Linked DNA regions of Mus musculus: regions 1 and 3 are each linked to region 2. A link is a loop called in an ENCODE intact Hi-C map of the cell type or tissue named here. Cell type or tissue: left cerebral cortex. All regions are shown on one strand.

The links. Hi-C counts contacts between places; a loop is a spot of excess contacts. Peaks named below come from ENCODE experiments on the same cell type or tissue, not always from the same donor. Only the 100,000 strongest peaks of a DNase experiment are listed, where the experiment ranks them.
Region 1: a loop joins it to region 2, with 3 times the contacts of the local background. A loop is called at or near these places in 7 of 42 quality-filtered maps.
Region 3: a loop joins it to region 2, with 4 times the contacts of the local background. A loop is called at or near these places in 2 of 42 quality-filtered maps.

What each region holds. Positions count from the first base shown.
Region 1 is chr13:100,828,955-100,836,954 of GRCm38, reverse strand. It overlaps Slc30a5 (solute carrier family 30 (zinc transporter), member 5), which reads left to right and starts at 3,528. Exons shown (of 16, transcript NM_022885.2): 1 at 3,528-3,854; 2 at 7,933-8,000. The coding sequence starts at 3,778. In left cerebral cortex, a CTCF peak has its summit at 3,351; DNase peaks (open chromatin) are centred at 3,467, 3,962 and 4,527; H3K4me3 peaks cover 2,356 bases; H3K27ac peaks cover 1,085 bases.
Region 2 is chr13:101,689,504-101,697,503 of GRCm38, reverse strand. Pik3r1 (phosphoinositide-3-kinase regulatory subunit 1) reads left to right here. Exons shown (of 16, transcript NM_001077495.2): 8 at 6,921-7,023. Among named protein-coding and RNA genes, the nearest start is that of Pik3r1, 75 kb to the left of the region's middle. In left cerebral cortex, CTCF peaks have their summits at 1,422 (motif pointing right), 3,339 and 5,949; DNase peaks (open chromatin) are centred at 5,057, 5,641, 6,225, 7,106 and 6 more places; H3K4me3 peaks cover 5,335 bases; H3K27ac peaks cover 6,291 bases.
Region 3 is chr13:101,482,093-101,490,092 of GRCm38, reverse strand. No RefSeq gene overlaps it. Among named protein-coding and RNA genes, the nearest start is that of Gm36475, 54 kb to the left of the region's middle. In left cerebral cortex, no CTCF peak of the experiment used is centred here; DNase peaks (open chromatin) are centred at 2,292, 2,867, 3,904, 6,110 and 2 more places; H3K27ac peaks cover 4,044 bases.

The DNA.
Region 1 (8,000 bases), 860 kb after region 2:
CAAAAGGGAGGTGTAGAAATATTTGGTGAGTTGGTGTGGTATGAGCACTCACACTCGCCATGTTGGGGAGGCGGAGGCAAGAGGCTTGCCATGAACTCCTGGCCAATCAGACCTCCAAAGTAAACGCAAGACTCACCAGGGATGCATGGCAAGACCCTGTCTAAAACCCAAAACAACGAGTTGGAGCCTTGGCTCCCTTTGCTGGTCTTGCAGAGGGCATGGATTTGGTCTCTCGCCGGATGGCTCACAACTACCTATGACTCCAGTTCCAGGGAGTCTGGTGCCCTCCTCTAGCCCCCTCGAGGGCACACACGCATGTGCTGCACATACAAACTTCAGGCGCTGTACCCTTTGCTTCCCTTCTGCTGTGATGAAGCACTCAGACCCAAAGCAACTTGAAGGGTTTAGCTTACAGTGTGCATACAGTCCATCGTTGAGTGGAGCACAGGTAGGACCGGAAGCAGAGGCACGAAGGAAAAGGAGCACTGCTTACTAACTTGTTCCCCAGGGCTTGCTTAGCTGGCCTTCTAATGCCACCCACGACTGATGGGTACGATTCTCCTACAGCGATCACTTAGAAAATAGCCCACAGACTTGCCTACTGGCCAGTCTAATAAAAGCAATTCTTCCACTGAGATTATCTCGCCCCCCCGCCCAGGTGACCCTAGTTCATGTCAATATGATCAAAATCAAAAACAAAAACCAACCAGCTCATAGACACAGGCAAATTTTCAAAAATAAAAATTTAAAATACCTCTTCAAAAACCTTCGATTTTGTTGGGCCTCCTCACCTGACCCAATCACTCTACGCCAACAGTTGCTCCCAGATGTGAAGATAACAATAAATAAACATAATACTATGAAGTCTCCTGCGGTTGATGCCCCCAGGGTTGGAGAGATGGTTCCGTAGGTAAGAAGGTTTACTGCTCCCGTGGAGTACACAGACAGGGGTTCACAGCAATCTACAACTCAACAGCCACATGGAGGCCCACAGCAATCTACACCTTCAGATCCTGGGGAACTGGCCTTCTCGTCTGACCTCTTTAGGCACCAGGCATGCACATGGTATGCACACTCGTAAGCGAGACACTCCTCTACATAAAATCAATTTTTAAAAATGTTCCCCACAGGCTCATACACTGGAGCTCTTGGTCCCCAGCTCGTGGTGATGCTTGGGTAGGTTTAGGAGGAGTGACCTTGCTGAAAGAAGTATGTCGCTAGGGATGGGAAGACGTTTGAGGCTAAAAAGCCGACTTCTGGCTTGCTCTCTGTGCTTCAAGCTTGTAGTTGAAGACGTGAGCCCTCGTCCTCCATTTCCTGCCACTCTGCCTGCTGCCACCGTTCCTCGTCCTCCATTTCCTGCCACCGTTCCTGCCATGACAGGCTCCTGACCCTACGGAAGCATAAACCGAATACCCCTTCTTCTGGAGGGCACCTAGGCCATGGTGTTTTATAACAACAGAAAAGAAACCCATATACATGATGAGTTTAAAAAACAACAAGATCCCAATGAAACACACACACACACACACACACACACACACACACACACTAAAAACAGTCGCAGTGAGGCTATGTTGTATTGTCAGTCTTTTACTTGCTTCAAACAGGAATGTGTGCGTCTGTAGCTTCTCCAGACTGTACCTGCCTCCCGGCTCGGCGTGTAGCGTGAAAAACCTTTACTGAGGTCTCAAGTAAGAGTGTCAACCCCTAAGGTTTTCTCTTTCTTCTTCCCTTCCCTTCTCCTCCCCTCCCACCCCCCCACCCCCTCTCCAGGCAATCTTTTAAACCCTGAGGCTTTCCCTGTGCTGGGAAGAGCACAGGCACTTGCCACCAGTCTAACTAAAAGGTTTGTTCCTTGTTTCTTCTGCTTCTGCTTCTGTTACTTCTTCTTCTGCTTCTGTTACTTCTTCTTCTGCTTCTGTTACTACTTCTTCTTCTTCTTCTTCTTCTTCTCCTTCTTCTTCTTCTTCTTCTTCTCCTTTTAATTTATCAATATGAAATGACTCACAAACTCTTTGCCAGCCTTTCCTGTTTATCAGATGCTCTTTGGAAAACCTCCAGACTTTAACATGTTACACTGTCAGCTGAGTCTTGCTCTCAGCTTGCTAACTACTCTCTACCACAGATTAAAGGTAAAGCCTTTGCTAGCTTGCTCACATACATGTCACTTGGACTCTTTGTGTGTGTTCAAATTCAGTAGAATAGTATCAACTAATTATGATTTGTCCTTCTGGAAACCCCACTTTCTCCTTCAAATCACCAGTCCAAACCTCCCTCAGTAATAATAGCTAACACTTACTGAGTAATACTAAATGCCACTCACATTCCCTCTGAACAGCTTTATAATATAGATATTACTATTCCTACTTTCCGGAAAGGGGGTGTGTGCCTATAATGCCAGCACTTGGAAGACAGAAGCAGGGAGACCAGAGTTCCAGTCCGTCCTTAGCTATATATCAAGTTGGAAGCCAGCCTAGGCTACATAAGACCTTGCCTCTATATAACAACAACAAACGACGAACGGGAGGAAAACTAAACAACAGATAGGTCAAGTGACTACAATTGTTTATTTCTTTTCTTGTTCCTTTTGAGACAGGATCTCACCTTGTAGTCCTGGCTAGCTTAGAATTCAGTATGTAGACCAGGCTGGCTTCAAACTGCCTCTGGCTATAATTGGGATTAGAAGCATGCGCCACCATGCTGACCAAGATGTCCACAATTATTGAGACTCAGACCAATAGAGACCCAGGTACCTGTAAAAAAATAGCTTTTATATAGATATGTCTACACTAAGTAATATCATTTCAAAGACAGGATTGAAGAAAATCAATATTTTTAGAAAGGGAATAAAATTGTTTACAATAGCACACCTGTAGCCCCTTCCTTCTGTGTTCCCTCTCACACACTTGAGCAGGTTAGCCTGTACTCCTGCCCAACAATTAAATCCACAAGCAGTTGCCTTTCTCCATTGTTTTAGCCTCCCACTCTGCGTTATCGTATCATCAGAAATCCAAAAATAATAATCTCTTTGTGGGAGTCACAGGCACTTCAAAAAACTTTTAGCTTTCTCATTAGAAAAAAAAAAAAAAAAAAAACAAAAAAAAACCGTTAATGCACTTGAGTTAGCAACGCCTATATGTGGCTCACGCCTGAAATTCATCATCCAGGTTTATGAGGCTAGCCTGGGCTACATGCTGAGTTCTAGGTCTATCTGGGCTACAAAGTGAAGCCGTTTAAGAAAGAAGAACCCTGAAGCAAAGGGCTAAGCTCTGTTTGTTAACACAAATATGCATTTTCTAGGGGACCATCCATCCATCCCTCGAGCGAGGAGAACACGCTGTAGCCAAGATGGACCTTAGGTGGCGCTGCAGGGACCTCTTAGGGGCTTCTCTTGAAGACGCGAGGAGGGGGCGGGTCGAGCGGAGCCTTCCCAGCGGTGGGAGGAGCCTGAGTGAAGCGAAGCCACGTGTCCACCAGCGCGCAGGCGCAGGATTGGTCACTCCCCCGGGAGTGAGGGCTGCCGGGGCGGATGACGTGGCCCGGTAACGTTCCTGCCCGTACGGCCTCCGGGGAACGGCGCTGCCGGAACAGCCCGCGGCCTAGTCCCGCCCAGCGTGCGTGTGCCTGCTTGCCGAGCCCGGGCTAGCGGCGGAGACTGCCGAGCTTGCGAGGACGCTGCTGACATGGGGGAGTGACGCGCCTGCGCCCGCGCTTCCGCAGCGGCGGCGAGCCATGAGGAGAGCCCGCGGCGCGGGCAGCGGCTCCTGAGCCTGCATGGAGGAGAAGTACGGCGGGGACGCGCGGCCCGGGCCCGGCGGTGGCCTCGGGCCGGTGGACGTGCCCAGCGCCCGGTAAGGTGGGATTCCACGGCCGCCGGCGGTGCGGACAAGCTTCCCGCCTTGCTCGGACCCCGCGGGCTACCTCTGCGGTCCGTGGCTTGAGATCGGCGAGCGGGCGGGAGTCTGGGCTCGGGACGCACTGCCTGCCAGGTTCCAGTCCCTAGAGAGAGAGGATCTGAATGTCCCTCCCTGCCACTTAAGTAACGCAGGGCTCCGTAGCCTGTCCCACGGCTCGCCCAGAGGATATGCGCAAGGTGTCACCGTCTCAGGCGAAGAAACCAAAGTACAAGCCGATGAACTTGGGTATACAGCACAGCAAAAATGCAACCCTGTCATCGAGTTTTCGTTGCCGTGGTTTTGTGGGGAGAGGTGGGGGCTTATTCTAATAGTACGAAATGTACGTTCCCCCTCTCCCCCAAAACTCATGCCGTACGGGGATTCGTAGCGTGGAAATTCTTTACTTTTCCTCCAGCCTAAATTATTTTCCTTTTCCTAAAGCCTCTAGCCAGTTGTGCCCTTAGGTCCTGTCCTAAGTTCTGAGGTGGTGTTAAATAAAGCCCAACAATTTCGTTCAAACTGGTTAGCAGTATGTACGATGAGATTTCGTGATTGTTTTTGAAAAGGTTCTTAGACCGTGGTTACAGCGATACCAGCTAACTTTTGTCTGGGGGGGTGGGGGTGGAACCCATATGCCGAGTAGAATTTAAACCAACTGCGGGATTTGCAGAATGCATTTGGTTTTCTGTCTATTTTCAGCAATTCATTTATAGCATGTCACGTGTCAACCAGTGACCATAAAACAGCTAGATGCAGAAGGGGCTAGTGCTATGGTTTGGTAATAAAGGGAAGTAATAGAAGGGACAAGACTAGGTCAGGTCACAAAATTGGACTATGGAGACAGATTAAAGTATCAGATCTTTGTTAAATTTCCTGTTGATAACTCCAGATTTCATAGCAGAGTTGCCATATTTTTAGGAAATACAAGGGTAAAATGTGATATACTTCATTTACTCTCAAACAGTTCAAGGATGGGGGGGGGGGGAGAGTGAGAGTATAAATAGTTTAAACGTGGTAAACATCCTTTGCCAACTTACCTGTATTATTTGCTTGGCAGAGTTGCCCTTCTATCGTAGGTTATTACAGAATTCAAATTTTGACTCAGAGCTGGCTGAATTTCAAGGGATTTCAGGTTTCCAGAGTTTTCTGTATGCTCGAGCACTGGATCTTAACTGCAACATTCGAAATGATCAGATCCTTCCAGTGTGGTTATTTTTATGCCTGAGTGCACAAATTCCAGTGGTCAGGGCTGCCAGCATTTGCTGAGTACCTCCTATGCCCCAAAGACTCTTAGTGTATAGATCCCTTTAGTCTTTCCAAGAACACTACAAGCTAAGTAGTAGTATCCTTGTTTGATAGGGCAGGAAACTGAGTTGCCTAAGGTCACACAACTAATGAATGACCTGGCAGTCTGAGTTGTTTCAGAATCTGTGTATTTACTATGCATGCCTTCTGTTTACACCTATGAATGCTTGAATTCATTGAATTGAACTAGTATTATTATTATTATACATCAAAATTATTTTTGAGACAAGATATTATACCATGGTGTCCACAACTGGCCACCTCCTTCCTTAGCTTTGCAAGTGCTAACATAGGCCGCTGTACCTGGTCAGCAGCTTTGCTGTATATGTGTGTGAATTATGTGCTGGTATGGCCTGTTCCTTGAGGCAGAGGCCCTCTCTGGGCCTGGATGCGGCCTAGCAGCCTCAGGCTTCCCTCTGCCTCTGTAGTGCAGTGACTGACACCCTGGCCTTACGTGAGTGCCAGGGGCTCACGCTCACACACGCAGCAAGTGCTTATGTGTGTACATTGTTTGGGCATATTCTCCCTCGTACCTGCCCCCATGCCCTCCTCCTCTCTTGATATCTAGAGACTGTGAGTGGCAGCAGTGGACACATTTCAAGAAGGAACTATAAACTCATATCCAAAATTTAATAATTGCGAGTTTAGAGACCTGAAGAAATTTCTAACCAACCACATAGAAGACCAGTTATATTTTTATTTGGTCACTTAATAGCAAGCAGTGGTTCCTGAGTTGGGGAGCTGGGTTGAATGCCCCAGCTCTGCCCAGAGGCTCAGTAACCTGTATAAGAAAGTCTCCCATCCCTGTCTTCACCTACCAGTCATTTCCCCCCTTAATATGAACTGCGGTGTTTCTGTGTATGGTTACTTAGCCTTAACTAGTCTTGTCTAGATGTCCAGCAGGAAGTTGTAGTAACTAGAACTTTGACAATCAAAGACTGCAGACGCTTGAGGATGTGGTGGCACACAGCTAATCCCAGCACTTGGGAGGCAGAGGCAGGCGATCTCTGAGCTCCAGGCCAGAGCTACAAAAAGAAGCCCTGTCTTTAAAAAACAAAAACAAAACAACAACAACAAAAAAAAAAATCCAGGAACTAGCAAGACAGTTCAGCAGGTACAGGTCTTTACCGCCAAGACTGATGGCCTGAATTTGACCCCTTGGACCTGTATGGGAGGAGAGAGCCAACTCTGTGAGTTTCTGACTTCATATGCTCTTATGCGAGCACACATGCACACACACACAAATAATAGTAATAATAATAATATATGTAATAAAGGAATTTTTTAAATCAAAGAATACTATATTTAAAAGTTGAAGTAATTTTTCTAATTTGATAATTATAAGCAGAAAGCTCTTGAGTTATGTGCATGATTGTAAATGTGGAGAAAATATTTGTTGACAAACATAGGAAAAGGTTTGTAAATTGTTTACCTGTGAGGAGAGAGCTAGAAGTGATTTTTTTAAAACCTTTCCAATAATCAGCTACTCAGGAATTAACGTTATGACCTTTGGGGTGCTATGCACATATGTGTGTATGAAAATAAAGTTGGCTTATTAATACTAATATATCATGAGCATTTTACATGAATAGCTTCATATCTCTCATTCAAGACCTAGTTTTTTTATTTTTAATACGTTATATAGAAGTCTATATTCTTTGTAAAACAAGTATTTACATGCAGTTTGACTTTTCCTTGATTTTAATCATAAGCAATCTACTGCTAAATTAGGCTAAACTAAATTGGCTAAATTGAACTAAACTAAATGCAGTAGGATCTTCAAGGTCTCCTGCCCAATGCTCGTATTTTAGAGGTGTCTGTCAGCTTACTTGGGAAGCGTAGCCGGTCTGCTTGCCTGTTCTTTCCTGAAGACCTGGAACTCCTTGAGGACAGGGCCTTGCGTGTGTCTTGGTTATTACACAGAATCATGGAACTGGAGAGGCTTGGATAGATAGGGATTCTCCCGCATAAAAGAAACCGGATTGCCCACAGTGCCCCACCCCCACCCCACAGATGAATTCCTTATGGTTCTTCCCTGCTATTGTTTATTCTATATTAACTTTTATAGTTAGACTTATTAAATGGATACAGCATCTTTAGCTAAAAATTTTTAAATTACTTTTTAATGTATTTGGGGTTTGACTAAAAATATAAATAAAAATGTAAATTTTAGGTAAGTTAGATAAGATGGTCATGAGTTTGAGATTGGTCTGTACTACATAGTAAGATCCTATCTCAAAAAGGGGGATGGTAATAAAAGGTTTTCCTTTAAGGCAGAGATAAGGTAGACTAGCTCAAGGCACTCCTTTCCCTGTCAGGAGAAAGAGGTGAGGCTGTGCCTGAAGCTACCCAGGCCTGGGTTGAATATTCCATGCTCACTTAGTGCATGTTGGATGCTACAAAGGGCCATGAGACCAAGGGAAGTCTGGCAAAAAGAAAGCAAATCTTTCTGCTCAGCTTCCCAAGTAACTGGGATTACAGGCATATGCCACCAGGCCTACCTTAGACATTAATATACGTTGAAAATAAACCAGGAGTATAGGACCCAAAGTTTTAGCAGTAGTTAACATGTGGATGGTGGGTTGTTTGGAGAGGGTTTTTATTGTTTTCTATGTGTTCATGTGTATTTCTGTAGTTTTTATTATGGGTATTATGAGAGGAAAATAAGATTACAGTGATCCTAGTGATTTCAATTATATTAAAAATTGTTCCTGTTCTTATTTTTCAGATTAACAAGATACATTTTATTGCTGTGTTTAACCAAATGTTTGAAGGCTGTGGGACTTTTTGAATCAT
Region 2 (8,000 bases):
TCGGATTTCATGGATATATTCAGAAATATTAATGTAGCATAATTGGAGGCTAATATTGCACCCGCAAGCCAGGCGGAGGAAAGAAGTGACCCCCCCACCCCCCACCTTCCCACCCCCGCTGCCCTCCTACACATGTCAAGGTTGATTTTTAACTGTTGGTGCTTTGCAAAACATCGCAGAATCCATGCATCTTGCTTGAAACACCCCGGGCTGCATTCTCAGCTGTAGATGTAAGCAAACACGAAGACGAGGGAAATAACTTTCAGAGTTTCACTTTTCTCTCATTTGTTTTTCCTCCCATTGGGTTTAAAATATGGCCTGACATGAGAGAGTTGTCTCTAAGGTAAGATCTGAGACGTTGAAAAAGATGCAGGCCCCAAGAGGGGTAGAGGAACAGGGGAGAGCTGATTCCATCTCATGAAAACTAGAAAAGTTTTACTCGAGTTCCCCGAGTGCCACGTGATCGCTGCCCTGGGCACGTGCTAGGCCATGTTTTTACTTTTGTTTTCAGGGTACAGCTTTCTCTGACTCTGAAGGGACAGACATCACAGGATGGGGGGTGGGGTGGGAGGGGGAGTTCCTCTGTCTGCTAGACAGTGGGCGTGGGTGTGCCTTTGCAGAAAGCCTGTAGCCTGTGTCTGGATTATTATTATTATATATTTTTGGTATGTAAACCTGGGTTTGTTTATTAACTGGAAAGGGAAAGGGTGTTTTTTCTTAATGTGGGTTCATTGAGCTCGCATGGATATGGAGTCATGAATTAGCCCCGTGCTGGAGGGCCCTACTTTCTAAGATGTCTTACATTGGAATTGTGAAGAAACATATTCTTTTTACCCTGGGTAACTTTGGATAATTCATTTTTCCCTCCTGCTGCCTGTTTTCCCTGGCTTTTGTTCATTGACAGTGGTGCACATGAGTCTCTGAGAAGCAAGCTTTCCAGGTCTCGGGTGATGCCCCAAGAGGTCTTGTTCAGAGCAGAAAGCATGTCACAGAACTTGGAAACACATGTTAATAATCATGAGAGTTTCTTGGCTAGCTGAAATCTACTGGCAAGTCGAACCCTGGCCTGCCTTTGCCTCTGAAGTGAGTTGTACAAAACCCTGAGAAAAGGGGTTCTCACTGGCCTGAAGCATCCAGAAGGTGAAGTGAGCCTTCCGTTATGCATGTGCAATGGGTCTTAGCAGCCCCAAATAGATAGGATGCCAAGAAAGCACAAGTTTCTTTTTAAAGGGGCTTATTAGCCAAGTGGAAATAAATTCCTAGGTAATTGTGACACCTGTGACTTTGGTTTAGTAGTGAATTACGTATATTTATAAGCTATTTATAATTATGTGTTATTAATTTGTGGGGCTATTTGGATACGGAGGAGGTGAAACTGGAAGTTGATGGTTGTCTCTTAAGCAGGCATGATTTACTCCGTTCTGCCAGCAGAGGGCGCCCTCCTTAAACTAATAAAGAGCAGAAAGCTTCTGCTCACACTTGGAGTTAATGTCCTTAATAGAGCCTCCGTGGTAGGGGATTGTACATATAGTGAGGAGTTTGTTTGAAACAACCTGTCCATGGCTATTCGGGACCTTTTCTGGTATATACTGTTTAACGGTAGATACTTTTGTTCTGAGACAAAATAGACTGTCAGATTTACAGTTTAATCGTCGCACAGACAGGTATTTGTAAGAAGCCAATGTCTGATGTTTCTTCCAGAGAAACTCTTTTGAGATCAGGGCAATGCATGAAAATAAGAAGGACCTTTGTTTTTCTTAAGCTAAAAGAAGAAAACAAGAAAGCCAGAGTTTTGTTATAGGTGTGAGGGTTTGTTTTTGCTTTTTGGTTTTTAGTTTTTCTTCAGAGTGGCCTAAAAGAAAGTAAATTCAGCTTGTTAGTTTCGACTTTCCATGACCAAGGAAAGCCAAGACTAGGGGCAGTGGGCTGAGAATGGAATTTAGGACCAAAAGTTTTTGGGGGCTTTGTGATTTTTTTTCCGTTAATGGTTCAAAAGAAGTGGGGGCTTCTGGGCAGATGCCATGGGGACGTTTCCTAGGAAAAGACTTGATTTCTGTCCACCCAGCAACCCTAAACCCAGTTAGCTGCAACTTTCTCAAATTACAGACTAGAATCCCAGAGAAGGGAAAGCGCGTCCTTCTCTGTCCCTTTGTCACACCCAGCCAGCACTTAACCCAGTGCAGACACACCAGTTAACCCAGTGCAGACACACCTCTTAGATACTCCAGATTAGAAAGTCCTAGGGCTATTTGAAGGTGAGCTGAAGTTGACTCCTTAAAGATCTGGGCTTGCTTGAAGGATGCCCTCCCGGGGCTGCTAGCCTGCGTGTGATGCGCTATGTGAAGGGCTTTCCTGTTAACACCTGCGGGGCTGACTGTGCCAGTGCGTGGGAGGAGGAGGACACGAGAGAGAGGCACCCTGTCCTGAGCTGTTCCGAGAGGTTCAGGCCTTCACAAACGCGGCTTTGATTCTATTTTTTGATGAACTAGGTGGATTACTTCCTGTGCTGCTTCACTGCGGCCCACTTGAGTCCCCGGAGCGGGGGCTGCCAGCGCGTTACAGGCACCATGGCCACCAGGGAGGACTATTTTCAGCACCCCCTTACAATGCCCTTCTCATTTCCCGGACGAAAATGAGCAAGTTAGTCTTGCCTCGGCCACTTGTCAGCCTGATGACAACTTTGACTTTGACTTGGGTGCCCCTCCCCCTCCCAAAATCCCTAGCTCAGCAAATATTTGAACCTGCCCGAGTTAATCATGAAGCCTCGATCTTTATCTGAGCGAGACGTGCGAGCGCCCGCCGGGGCTCCTTTCTTCCCCGGTGCAGTAGCTCGACCCAGGGGGCTCTTCTCGCGGAGCCGGGGACTTGCTGCCGGGGCGGGGCGTGGGGCGGAGGGACCCGCTGCAGCCTAGCCCCGGGGAGCCGGCAGCCGGGCTGAGAGTCGCGCGCCCCCGCCTTGCGCGCTCTCCTCCAGCTAGGTTCTTTACTGCCGGTACCGGGCGGGCGGGAGAACCTCAGGGGCTGGGACCACTTGGTAGAAGAACAGCTTCTTTGAATTTTTTTTTTTTTTTTTCTCTGTGGGATACTGGCAGTTCAAAGCGAAACCGTTGAAATGCATAACCTGCAAAGTAAGTCTTTTTTTTTTTTCTTTCATTTATGCACTTCTCTGCACCGGGCTCTTTATCTGCAAGGCGTCCTCTCTAGTTTGGCTGGGCGGGCGGGGGTGTGTGTGTGTGTGTGTGTGTGTGAGCGCTGGAAGTGTGTGCGCCTGGGTGAGTGCTGCCTGGGGAGAGCAGATGGGCGATTAGGGAGACACTCCCTTCTGTCCTCCAGGGGGGGACACTGCGGAGAAGAGATGGGGTTTAGTTTGGAGTTTAGAAAGTACTGGGCAGGAAGTTGGGGCCAAGCCAGGGCTTGCAGGGACCGTGGAAAATCACCTGTCTCCCAGACCTGCTCTTTGGGTTCCCTTGCCACATGGGCAGCAGCAGTCTACAGCTAGGCTGATTTTACTGAGTGCCGTACATAAGTCCCCTGTGGGCTAACCCTTGGGCCTTACTGCCCAGACAACCTGTCTCTTTACTTTTGGGAGAAGACTCAACGTTTTAAATTAAACTACTTTTTTAAAAATTTATCTTATCTAAGGACACACTTCTCTACCATTTTTATTTGACGTTGAGTTTAGACTTATTTAAACTTTGGGTTTCTAATCTACCGGCAAATAGAGAAGTATGAGGTGGAAGGGGACAGGTTGAGTCTCCAATAATACAGAAATGCGGTAGAGAAGGGACGCCAGTGGACAGCATCCAGAGAACGGAATGCCCTGCTCCACTTTTAATGCTGTGCGATTCCAATTGGGATAGAAATGTAAAGTGCTCCCCCACCCCCGTGTTGTGTAAATCCTTCCCTAGGTGCACAACATTCACAGCCACAAAGCCCACTCTTTAAAAGGAAGCCACATTTACATTGCAGCATTACCCCAACCATCCATGTAAATGTCAAGAGGTTCTGGCTCCCAGGGGCAACGTATATCAAGCTCCAGTCTTGGTGACAGAATTGCATGCAGAATGATTTAAAGAGCCAAAATGAATCATTACATTTGTAGGGAAATTGATTTCTTTATATTGAACACTACTAAGAAGGAATATTTGTCCGACCGCCCCCCCCCATCCCTCAGTAGGGCTCTGAGCTAAAGAGAGAAGTGGGGGGGGGGGCACAGAGAGAGAGAGAGAGATTACATCACCTTCCTTAAAGCAGCTAGCAATGAGATGGGTTCCTGAGTGAGACACTTGGCAGAGAGCACCTGTACTCTGCGTTCTGATATACTGCCTTTTTTTTTTTTTCAGAAGCATCCTCTTGCCCAGTGTCTTAGGCAGTAACATTGAAACTCACCACTATTGAGCATATGCTTAGCATTTCTACAAATAATAGACAGCTTCATTCCTGTGCTGAATTTTCATGATTATTCTATAAAGTCTTGTTTTGACCTTGGGATATCTGATAGAGGCATTTTGCCTAAGTACTGTCTTTAAGCCTCTCTCTCTCTCTCTCTCTCTCTCTCTCTCTCTCTCTCTCTCTCTCTAATGTGGTGCGTCTATGGCAGTGTTTAAAATCCAAGCTCTCAGTGAATTGTGGAAGACTGGATTTAAATATCCAGAGTGCTCGGATCTTTTCTGCTTCTAATATATGCGTGATATCTAAGGGCTGTAATAGAGACCTTAGGGATATTTTGGTGCCTTTGTAAGATTTTTTTTTTTTTTTTATACCAAGGAATAGCCAGGCTATCTCTAAACCCAGATGCACGAAGGGGACGGAGCTGGAAGCTGCAGTTTATCAGCTCTCGTCAATCTGCCCACGGTGGAATGTACCATGCTGCAGAGTAATAAAGAGAGACTTAGAGAGCACAGGGCTGGGAGAGAGCAGGCAAATTAAACACCTTAAATGGTGAGCACGGAGATGCCGGAGCGGAGCAGAGCAGAGCCGGCGTGACATGTAGGCTCTCAGAGAGAGGCTGGGGCCGTGTGAAGCTGGCATCCAGGAGAACTGACGAAGCAGGAGTGGTCTGGTGACATTTTTCTGACTTGATTGGCTGGGGTGTGTGATGTAATAGGTTACAGTGCGGGCCGTATAGGTTTTAAAATGAATTCCAAGACACCATTACAAAGAAAGCCGGACTCTTTTCTTATAACCGAGCAAAGCCAAGGAAACTGTCGCACACATGTACACCACGGTTTGGACTATGGAAGACCTGGACTTAGAGTGTGCCAAGACAGATATAAACTGTGGCACAGACTTGGTGTTTTATATAGAAATGGATCCACCAGGTAAAACTGCAGTATTAACGGAGAGAGCTAGATAATTCTGTGACTTTAATTTTTTTTTTTTTTCTTTTTGAAAGCTGCTGTAACAGATCCTCTTGAGGTTGCTATTTTTACTGATGTGTTTCACGGTTTAAAATTAGTTTGATTAGAACTTTAAAATTAAATAGACTCTTTGCCTGCCTGTAGCAGCAAGCAGCCCAGGCTGTGTCTGATAAATGCTGGTTCTTGCTGAATGCATGGGAACTGGTTTCTACTTTTTCTGTCCGCTGCTGTCTTTTGTTAATTGTGATCCTTGGCAAGTTGGGCTATATTGTTGTATTTTGTTCCTTTCATTAAGAGGACGTGTCCTTTGTGAGGCTTTTCTCTGCTGGCTCTGGGCTCTGTGGTACTTTGATGACACCGGGTGCTTCAGAAAGCATGTGAGATGTAGCAGTGACTCAAACTGGTTTCTGATGATCCGAGACTCTCTCATAAATCAGATGTGGGGACTTTCTCGCTCTCTCTCTCTCTCTCTCATGCTGAGATACTACAATGGGAAAAGAAGTTGTCTTTCCTCGCCTTTGTAAAATAGTCTTACTAGACACCTGGAATCTTCCCGGGGCATAAATTCAAGCAGTTACAGTGCTTTCAAAGTTAATGGTTTTGGATTTAGCTAAAAATCTTAGGCTCATTGGTTGTTCCCTCTGGGGTCAGCCCTTCCTACCACGAGGGAACTCAGAGACGCCGAGGGGCTTCTTGCCACCCTGTGGGTGCTGATTTGACACTGAAGAAGGGGATAGGGTTTTTAACCGGATCTGGCATCTAAAGCCCAGCGTCCCCCAGCAGAAGAGTAACATGGAGACTAAGGAGATTTAGGTCACAGATGAGGTTCTTAAAGTGGCTTTGGCAGAGCTGTGCCTGAAGTATCAACATAGAAAAACCCAGTTCTTAAAGCATGCTTGCTGCAAATGAGGGCTGCTTTAAATGTGACTGCTGTGTTCAGGCAGGGCACAGCAACCAAATTTGCCTTTCGTAATTAAGGGAGAGGAATGAAAGCCCAGCTCCTGTTATTTCTGCTTCTCAGATGTTCCTGGTTTCTTACTTTAGACGGAGCTGCTAGGGTGCACAACTTTAGTGCAGATAAAATCTAGAAGTAGAGAATGTCGACTCTGGATTTGCTATGAAATTTTCTCCCACAGCCAGCCCCATGTATTTCCTAATCTCTAGGTTGGTCTGTCTGTCTGTGTCATCTCTGCACCCCTACCCCTGTCATGCACTACTACTTTTTCCTTTCCAGTTTTAGTTTTAAGTCATATTCTGAGATTTCCTTCAAAGACTAGTGTCTTCCATGGCACATGAAATTATGAATTCCTGGTATCCGTTCCCACCCCTCCCCTTTCCCCCTCCATTGTAAATGTTTTTAGTAAATTCAATTGCCTTTTAACTGAAAATTGAATTGAATTTTTATATATTTTAACTAAAATAGGATTATACCACTCACCCCCTACCCCTTACTTTTTGTTTGTTTGTTTGTTTTTATAATGAAAAGATGCAAGTCTAATTTTAAATGTACACTTGGGAGTTCGGATTACAACTTTTTTTGGTCTCCTCTTTTGCCTGCAGCACTGCCCCCCAAACCACCCAAGCCCACTACTGTAGCCAACAACAGCATGAACAACAATATGTCCTTGCAGGATGCTGAATGGTACTGGGGAGACATCTCAAGGTAAGGCCACAGAGCCTCTCCTTCTCACCGGCTGCAGGGAGGTTTCGAGTAAGAGCAGAGAGCACTGGCTTGCTCAGTGCCGTTTTTAGGATGTCATCCAACATAAGCATGAAGCATACTTGGGTCTCTTCCAAAGATGACAAGAAAAGTCACCGAGCACTGGAGCACTGTGGGTGCTGGGTGACATAGGACATTGAATACCCAGGAAGCTTCCCTGTTGCCAGAGGTGCCAGAGAAGGTCGGGGTAACAGGGCACTGTCTGCTTTCTCTCTAATGGGCAGGGCTTCGGGAATAAAGGGGTTTGCTCCTTTAGCTCTTAGAGTGGTTAGTGAGGGAGCTGCTAGAACCCCCCCCTTTTTTTTTGTGGATCCTGGTTTTCTGTGCTGATTTGAAAGTAACTGGTGTGTATGTGTGTGTGTGTGTGTGTGTATATATATCCAACAATTTTTGTATTATAGTCACCAATAGTGTAAATGTGTGTGTGTGTGTGTGTGTATGTGTGTGTATGTATATATATATATATATATATATATATATATGTGTGTGTGTGTGTGTGTGTGTGTATGTGTATATATATATATATATATATATATATATATATATATATATATACATACACACACATAAGTGTATGTAATGTATAGTGCACTTATTTTCTGTGGGATGAATTTGTAGCACTTTTGTATAAGCAAAGAAGGAACTATTAGTGTTCTTTGAAAATGTACAATACCAACATGTAAAATCTAAAGGACCGCAGAATGTAAAGACAAGGAACCTTTGGATTTTCTGCTCAGTGTCCTAAAGAATAGTGTCTCTTAAGACTAAGGATCTATCCCAGTGGTAAATCAATCCCCAGTGCAGAAGAAGGGAAGCTCTGTGTGTGTGTGTGTGTGTGTGTGTGTGTGTGTGTGTGTGTGTCTTTGTAAGTGTGTGGTTACTCAAAGTTGAAAAGTAAGTATGGTCTTATACTGTGTTCA
Region 3 (8,000 bases), 210 kb after region 2:
CTGGGGACAAGCAGCTGGCCTTCCAGCCATCTCTGGCTCAAGCACCTGTGGCCCAGGCAGCCTCTCTGCTTGTATCACATTGACAGAATTTCTGATTCTATCATAGACACAGCAAGAACAGTTATCTCTGCCATGAGGGAATGTGGGCTAAGATTTTCAGACTTTTCATAAGCAACAGTCAGGAACCAAGGTACAAACTTCTCAGGGAGAACAAAGGAATGGGATTATTATAAATTGGGCATTCAAAGCCATGTGGCATCATTCTACCTTCCAAACCAACAAAGTAGGGCACATTGGCTATGCCCACATGCATCTGAGTTGGCTCCTAACAGCTGTTTCTGAGTCTATCTGTAACTCCTCAAAGAACTTGTAAAAACTGAAGTAGCTGGCACTTCTGTCAGATGAGACCCATGACCCTCCTGTCTTCCAGACACCGAGTAAGGGAATATACTGAAGTAGGAGTTAGAGCCACAAGTCGTTGAGCTTATCTTTCAACTTAAACAATAATTTTTAATTTTGACACCTGTTTCTACATCTTCCCTCCTACTGGTTAGACCTTTGCCCAGTTTCAAATAATTATTAACACCTGGATTTAGTTCCAGGTTCCTGTTCTTGAAAGGTATAGGTGAAGTTACAACTGGTTCTGCACCTCAGCATTCATAAGGGACGGGTTTCATTGCTGTTAGGAGACACCATAACCAAGGCAACTCTTAGAAATGGGAGCATTTAGCTGGAGCTGGCTTACAGGTTCAGAGGTTCTGTCCATTATCGTGGTGGGAAGTGTGGCAGCGTGTAAGCAGACATGATGCTTGCGGAGCTGAGAGTTCTACATCTTGATCCAAAGTCAGCCAAGAGGAGGCTCTCTTCAGAATTGGGAGGAGCCTGAGCACTAAGAGACCTCAGAGCCTGCCTACACAGTGACATACTGCCTCCAACAAGGCCACACATTCTAACAGCGCCACTTCACATGAGCCAAGCACCACAGGTGCCTTATTAGATACCTGGTAGATACTTGTGATGGTATTAGGAACAAACAGTGAACTCTTTCTTGAGGCTCTGTTTCATGCAGACTCAAAGGTAGCATCTAGATTGGTTGTACTGTATATGGTTCAGTTTTAAGTCAAGAGTTTGAAGGGGGGATCTTTCCTTTTATATAGAGATGTTAATATGAACAGAACTGGCAGTTTTGCCATGGAACCCACATCACATTTTTTTACTTGCCAATCTCAAAGCAATCCCCAGCATCAGTCCTTTCACTGCATTGTTACTAGGTAGGGAAAGTCCTCGAATGTGTCTTCCCTAATTATGCGCATGAGTGTCCAGTGTCAGCTTTGTGAGTGACACATGGTGAGCTGTTGAACTTGAATCCAAGTTTCCCTTCTTCCCTTTCGTCCTCCCCAGCAGGCCTCAGTTCTCACTCACGGAGTCACCAGACAGATGCAGTAAGAGCAATAGAAGCTTTCATGGAAATTGGGTCATAGGAATTGCTTCATAGGATTTGGTCTCGGAATGAGACGTCAGTGTTAAAAGATACCATCCCTCTATGAGTCTGAGAAGCCACCTCATGATTTAGGCTGGAGTCCGGAGTGAGCCTATTGGAAAGAAGTCCACAATGTGATCACAGAGCCTTTAAGATAGCACGCATCCATTTAAGGGAGAAAGAAGGCTCACTTCTCATGCAGAGTATGCATTCTCTCATCACATCCTTCAGCAGATGTTATGGTAGAAGCATAGATTTTTAGCAATTCTTCAAGTTAATCTTTTTGCTTTCCTGGAAAAAAAATGTGCTAATCTAAAGTCATCCAGTTGAGTGGCAGGTCCATCACCAAGATCATAGTTTTGTTATTTTAAATGCTCTAGCATCCTATGTAAATCCCAGTAAGGCAAGATGCTGCCATGGAGTTGGTTCTAGTAATGGGGGGGGGGGGAATCAGACTGTAGCTTAACAGTGAGAATCCCAAGATGATCATGCCACAGAGGGAATGAGGACATTTATCATATGCCAAGCTCATGCCATATACAAAAGCTGTCTGTATGCTTCCCAATCCTCAGATCAAATTTATAAGGGGAGACAGGTTCATTCCATGTTATTGATGAAGATATCAAGACACAGAGCTCTGCAGGTCTTTCCTAGCACTGGAATAAATATAGCCCATCTATAAGCCATCTACTCTGAAGACCCAGAGATGGTAGACTGCCTGTCACAGCTTTGGAAAGGTGAGACTGGCCTTGGTGCATTGCTCCTGGTTTGGCAAGAGCAGCCTTCACCAACCAGATGGAGGAACTACAGATGGCTGCTCCACGATTACATCACCACTCAGGGAAAGTTGGAAGCAGCCACACACCCACTACTCTGCAGTCTCAAATGTAAATTGCCTAGAAAATTGAGCCTTGAGAAGAGAGAGAGAAGGGGAAAAAAACCCCTCATACATTGAACCTTTAGTAGCTCCGCTGACAGGTGGTCTCTGCTGTATCAGGAGTAACATACACATAAAGGGGGGTTTCTGAGGATGGGGAGAACCTTTTGTGAGTTTGGTATTTCTGTCCATAACTAGATCAGGCATCAAAAAGGGGCCAGAAGATGAGGAATTTCACAATACACCAAGGCAGCATCAGAATTGGGTGAGAACAGGTGGACACAATACATGTGGTAAGTTCCGAAAAGAAGACTGAGCCGAACCAGGCTATTCAGAACGTAGCTTGGCAGACCACAGGGAGAAGCATCCAAGGAAAGACCTCTAAGTGGGAGACTGAAAATTTCATGCTTGTTTACTTACCTGTCACTGAATTCAACACATAGTAGGGCAGCTGGAAGTGGTAAGAAGTATATTCTACACTTGTAGAAACTAGACATCTAACCACGGTAGACTCCTGTTCCCTGGGCATGAAACCTCCACTCACTTTGAATGCATCTGGAGAGGGCTCTGTTGTTATCGTCCTTTTCTAAACATGGATCCTGAGTCAGAAAAGCAAAGACAAACCTTTCCAGAATTGGAATTTTACCAGGCTTTTTTTTTTTTTTTTTTAGTCAAACAGATTCAAGTAAATACTGAATTTGCATCTTATAAATGCATACAAACTTGGGATTGAAAATGCAGAGAAATTAGGTCAGTAACTGGCAAGGAGCAGGAGTTGTTCCTTGAGCCACCTCCATTAGACTTATAGGAATGGAAAACTCCAATCTTGCAGCCCCTAACTTTCTGAACTCTTAGTAGTGGAAAGAGTGAAAACTGCAATGATTTTAGCACTTTCTCATCCAGGGCAAAGGTGAATGCATTCTTGAGGAAGACTTGAGTAACCCCCAGTGTCTGGTCTAGACTGAAACGATGAATACCCTGCCATATAACATGAAGTGGGAATAAGTTAATGGTTTGTATTTTGATGAATAGATAGATAGATAGATAGATAGATAGATAGATAGATAGAGATATATGATATATACTCTTGTTTATTGTTATAGACACCCCCAAACACAGACTTCTCATGAGGCCAGAGGATTCACATAGCAAAATGAAAACTGATCCAACAGTAAAACATCTGGATTTAAGAAACTTACTATGAAGACTGTCTTTGGACTCTAAAGTGTGTGTTTGGGAGATTTGCATCCTGGTAACAGCAGAAATGACCAAAATAAGCCACATCTGCAAGAACCATCTGTCGAGAAGCTCACAGAACCACAAAGATATGCTACAAACTCATTGGGGAATGGCGAGTTTCTTCTATTGCCTAATAGTACCAAATTAAACAAATGGTTTAATGGCTGCTATAAACTTGCTCTCCAAACTACTGGTAACTTTTGTGATCACGATCTACGAGCATCCTGTGATTACAAGGAAGACCAGTTGACACAAGCACTGTCAGCAAAAGAACAATTTCATTTCACAGGCTGACACCTTTAGCTTGGTGACTTTCTCGGTACCTGTGCTACGCATCTCTTCTGCCCCTACACAAGGCCGGTGTGAATTAGTGTCCTGAAGAACCGTGCGTTCTTTGAAGTCTATTTGGAGATGTTACTCTGCCCTCGGCATCCGTGTAGCTAAAAACAACAGGGAGGTGTTGATTGGTGAATGTATTTTTAGTCAGATGACTTCAGCCTCAAACAAGGAGTGCTTCAGGCAGTAGGTTCTGAAGTCTGTCTGCTTAGGCCTCATAAACCCTGTGTAGGACTGTTACTGGAGCTGATGGCTGGCCCAGTGTAGTGTGTCTACTGGTGTGTGTGTGTGTGTGTGTGTGTGTGTGTGTGTGTGTGTTTTGGTGGACAGCCTTAGATGACCTGTAAGAATGAATCTATCATGATCCCAAGTAGAAGGTTTGAGAAGTCTAAGAGGTGAGATGAGGAATCCATTTTATGATCATTCAGTATCTTCGTGTCCATGCCTGGCCTTCTAGCTTAGCACAATGTCCTTCAGCCTCATCCATGTTGTCATTAACAACATTAGGCCTATTAAATTCTATGTGTGTATTATGTGTACCACATACAATATCTTATGTTTGTATATTGAATAGAATTCTATTGCATATTACATGTACCATATTTCCTTTAAAAATGTGTTTATTTGTGGCCACTTTTGATTTCCTATCTTTTTTTAACACTATTTGTATGCACGCCCACATGATCATACTGTTAAACATCTATGGGAGTCAGAGGACAACCCAAAACTCAATTTGGTCCTTCTACTATGTGGGTTCTAGGGATAGAACTCAGGACTTTAGGCTTGGTGGCAAGTTTCTTTAGCTGCTAAGCCACATTACTGGCCCTAATTCCCTATCTTGGCTATTGTGAGCAGTACTAAAATTAATAAGCAAATGCAGACAATTCTTTGGTTTTATTTCATATATATGTGTAAACTATATGTATATATAGATAACTATCATGTAATTGGGCACTCCTATATACATACATTTTAATTTTTGAGGAACCTTCATCATGTTACCAATTATGACGTCACTGAGCTACATGTCAGTCAGCAGTGTCTAAGCATTGTATCTTTCAATAACCTCACCAGAAGTTTTGATTATTTTTTTTTGGTAACAGTTACACTAGGAACTATGGCACAATGACAACTTGTGGTTTTATTCACAGTTCTTGGACTTTGACTGATATAGGTCACTTTTCCATGTGTGTTGTCAACTTTTTATGTCTTCTAGAGATTAAAAAAAAAAAAACTATCAAAGTCTAACTGCAGCTCTGTAGCTCCTGTGAGTTTCAATATGAATTTTAAGATGTGGGTTTTTTTCTATTTCTGCAAAAATAATCTGGGTTTTCGATGAAGTATAGCATTAAATCTGCAGATGGCACGCACATGATGGGCAGTTTAACATCTCTCTTCCCATCTGTTTCACCTGTCTTCTTTAATCTATTTCATCAATGTCTTATAATTTTCATTTGTAAGTTTTTAACTTTTTCACTTAAACTTATCCCTACATAATGAGCATTTTGATGTTGTAGCACACAGGAATTATTTCCTTAAAAATTTTTTTTGAATAGTTGCTTACATTCTATATAAACACAGCTGAATTTTTTTTGTATTTTTTTTTTTTTGTACCCTGAAATGTCAGAAAACAAACAATCACAACAACAAACGTTTAGAGGCCAGTTATTCTTCTGGAACTTTCAAGGTTCTCTACGAATAAAACCATGTCAGCTGCAAATAGAGATTATCTGATGTCTTCCTTTCCAATTTTGATGCTTTGATTTTTTTCTTTCACGTCGTTGTTCTGGCTAATATTCCCAGAGCCATGTTGAATGGAGGCAGTGACAGTGGATTGTGGCTGGCTGGTGTGTGGCTTTTTACTGTTGAGGCACATTCCTTCTGCACCCAGTTTGCTGAGCATTTTTATAATGACAAGGCATTGACCTCTGTCAAACACTGGTCATATCTATTGAGGTCTACACAGGGTTTTTCATCTTGCATGGTGGTGGCATGTCAGCCTTGACTCTTGATAACTAAAGGGAAGCTTAGAATGGTGAAGGCTTTTCTCCTTTTCAAAACCCTCGTTACAAGCTTTATGTCATACTGCAGAATTAAAAGGGCAGCTTTTCTACTCAGTGCTGCATCGTGATGTCTGAGGTTGGGTGGCTGCCAAGCCTTTCTTTCCCATGGAGAAACCACTGACTAGGCCAAAGGACTCCAAGAAACCAGAATTTGCCAAAGTAAGAGTGAAGGGAGGAGAGAGAATGACTATTATGGTTTGCATGTGTAGTGTTCTCTACAGGCTGGTGTTTCGAACACTTGTTCCCCAGCAGATGCTGTGACCTTAGGAGGCAGAGCCTTTCTGGGGAAAGCAGGTCCCTAGGAGCGGGCCTAGGATGACATCCAGTCTATGTAATTCTGGCTATTTGTTCTACATTCTGCTTGTGGTGGTTGTGACCTCCAGCTGCTGCAGAGAGAGCCACTCTGCCATGCCTTCCCACAGCACTGCTCTTTAACTCTGGAACCACAAGCCAGGAAAAATCTTCCCACCCCTTAAATCGCTCTGTGGGGCATTCAGCCACAGGGTGCAAAAGTGTTTAATATAATGACTATGTCCATATTTTGAAAACACAGGCTTGAGATTTGGAGCTCCCCCTGAGCCTCCAAAAGGACCAATGACTCTGAGAACCAAATGTAAGTTTCTGTATGACATGTTCTCATGCTTTCCTTTGTGGAAGCCACCCCTCGCCCCTCTACACACACACTTGCACACAACACCCTGGTTTAAAAAGATTACTAATCTGTGGTTCCTGTGGAAAACACTTAACTAATTGGGGTAGGGTCATGATTTGAACTCATGGGTTCCATCCTGACAACTTGCAGAAGTACAATACTGATTTGTGACAAGGCGACTTGTGGAGAACAAAGGAGTATGGGTAAGGAAATCCGTAGCATACAAGAGTACATACCACAGACCCTCATACCTTGCTTCCCTGAGTCCAGGAAAGTTCTTCTACTGGAAACATATCAGGCAAATGGAAGTATAGCTTACTTGGAAGGCTTTTCATAAAGGACTGGATGAAAGTTTGGCAAGAGGAATGGCCAGGAAGAAGGCAGGGAGTGGTCCCAAAACATCAACTCATGCGAAACAAACCTAAGTTCATGAATTTGTCACTTGTATTTCCTTGAAAAATGATTTAAATGAACCACTTATTGGATGTTTCTTACGAGCTTACATTTTTGGGCTCTATAGTTTGCCTTCTTAGTAAAAGGCACCGACAAAGTACAAAGTGTTTAGATGATTTGATTAAAATGGGAGGCATCGAATTAAGAAGTAACTGACAGTCCCCAAATTTCTGTACTCTTTGCCCTGTAACTCTGACCCTTTCAAGGGTCCAGGAGAGTTCTGTAAGAGGAAGAGAATCCATGGATCTTTCCCACCCTTCAGTGAGATCACAGGACCTTGGGATCTGTTTCTGCCCTTACTGATATAAAACCACACCTGAAACAGCAGCAGTGAGCGAACGTTGGGGAAAAAAAGAGGGTAGTCCTGTGTCCTTTTAAGAACTACCAACAATGGTTCTTACAGCACACTCAAGAGTGTGAGGTCATGTTTTAGTAGCGTCTGCTCTACCCACTCATGTCCTCTATACCATAGTAAGTGCTACTAGAAGGGAAGCAAAGCGGACAGCCTACAGATACCCTGCAAAAGATTCCAGAATAGCTGTGATAACACATCAGATCAGTAGTCAATGGGAATGAAAGCATCTTAGATTACCGACGTGACTTCTGTCCTACAATCCAAGACAGTAAAGGGAGCGCCACATAGAACTAAAGGGAGCATAAGAGGAACTGGAGCAAGAACAACAAAGAAGCAAACAAGGATAGGTGTAAAGATGCAGAGAGGAGGGAGAAAAAGAAAACAAGAAAGGAGTCAGCATGCCTATTGAGAGAGAACGCAAGTAATTTCATATTTATTTATTTATTTATTTATAAACAGAAGCAAGAGAAACAGCTTGAAAAACAAAGTGATTTCTTTGTCTCATGTGTGAAGCAGGGTAAGTGGGGACAGATGCCAAAGGCGGG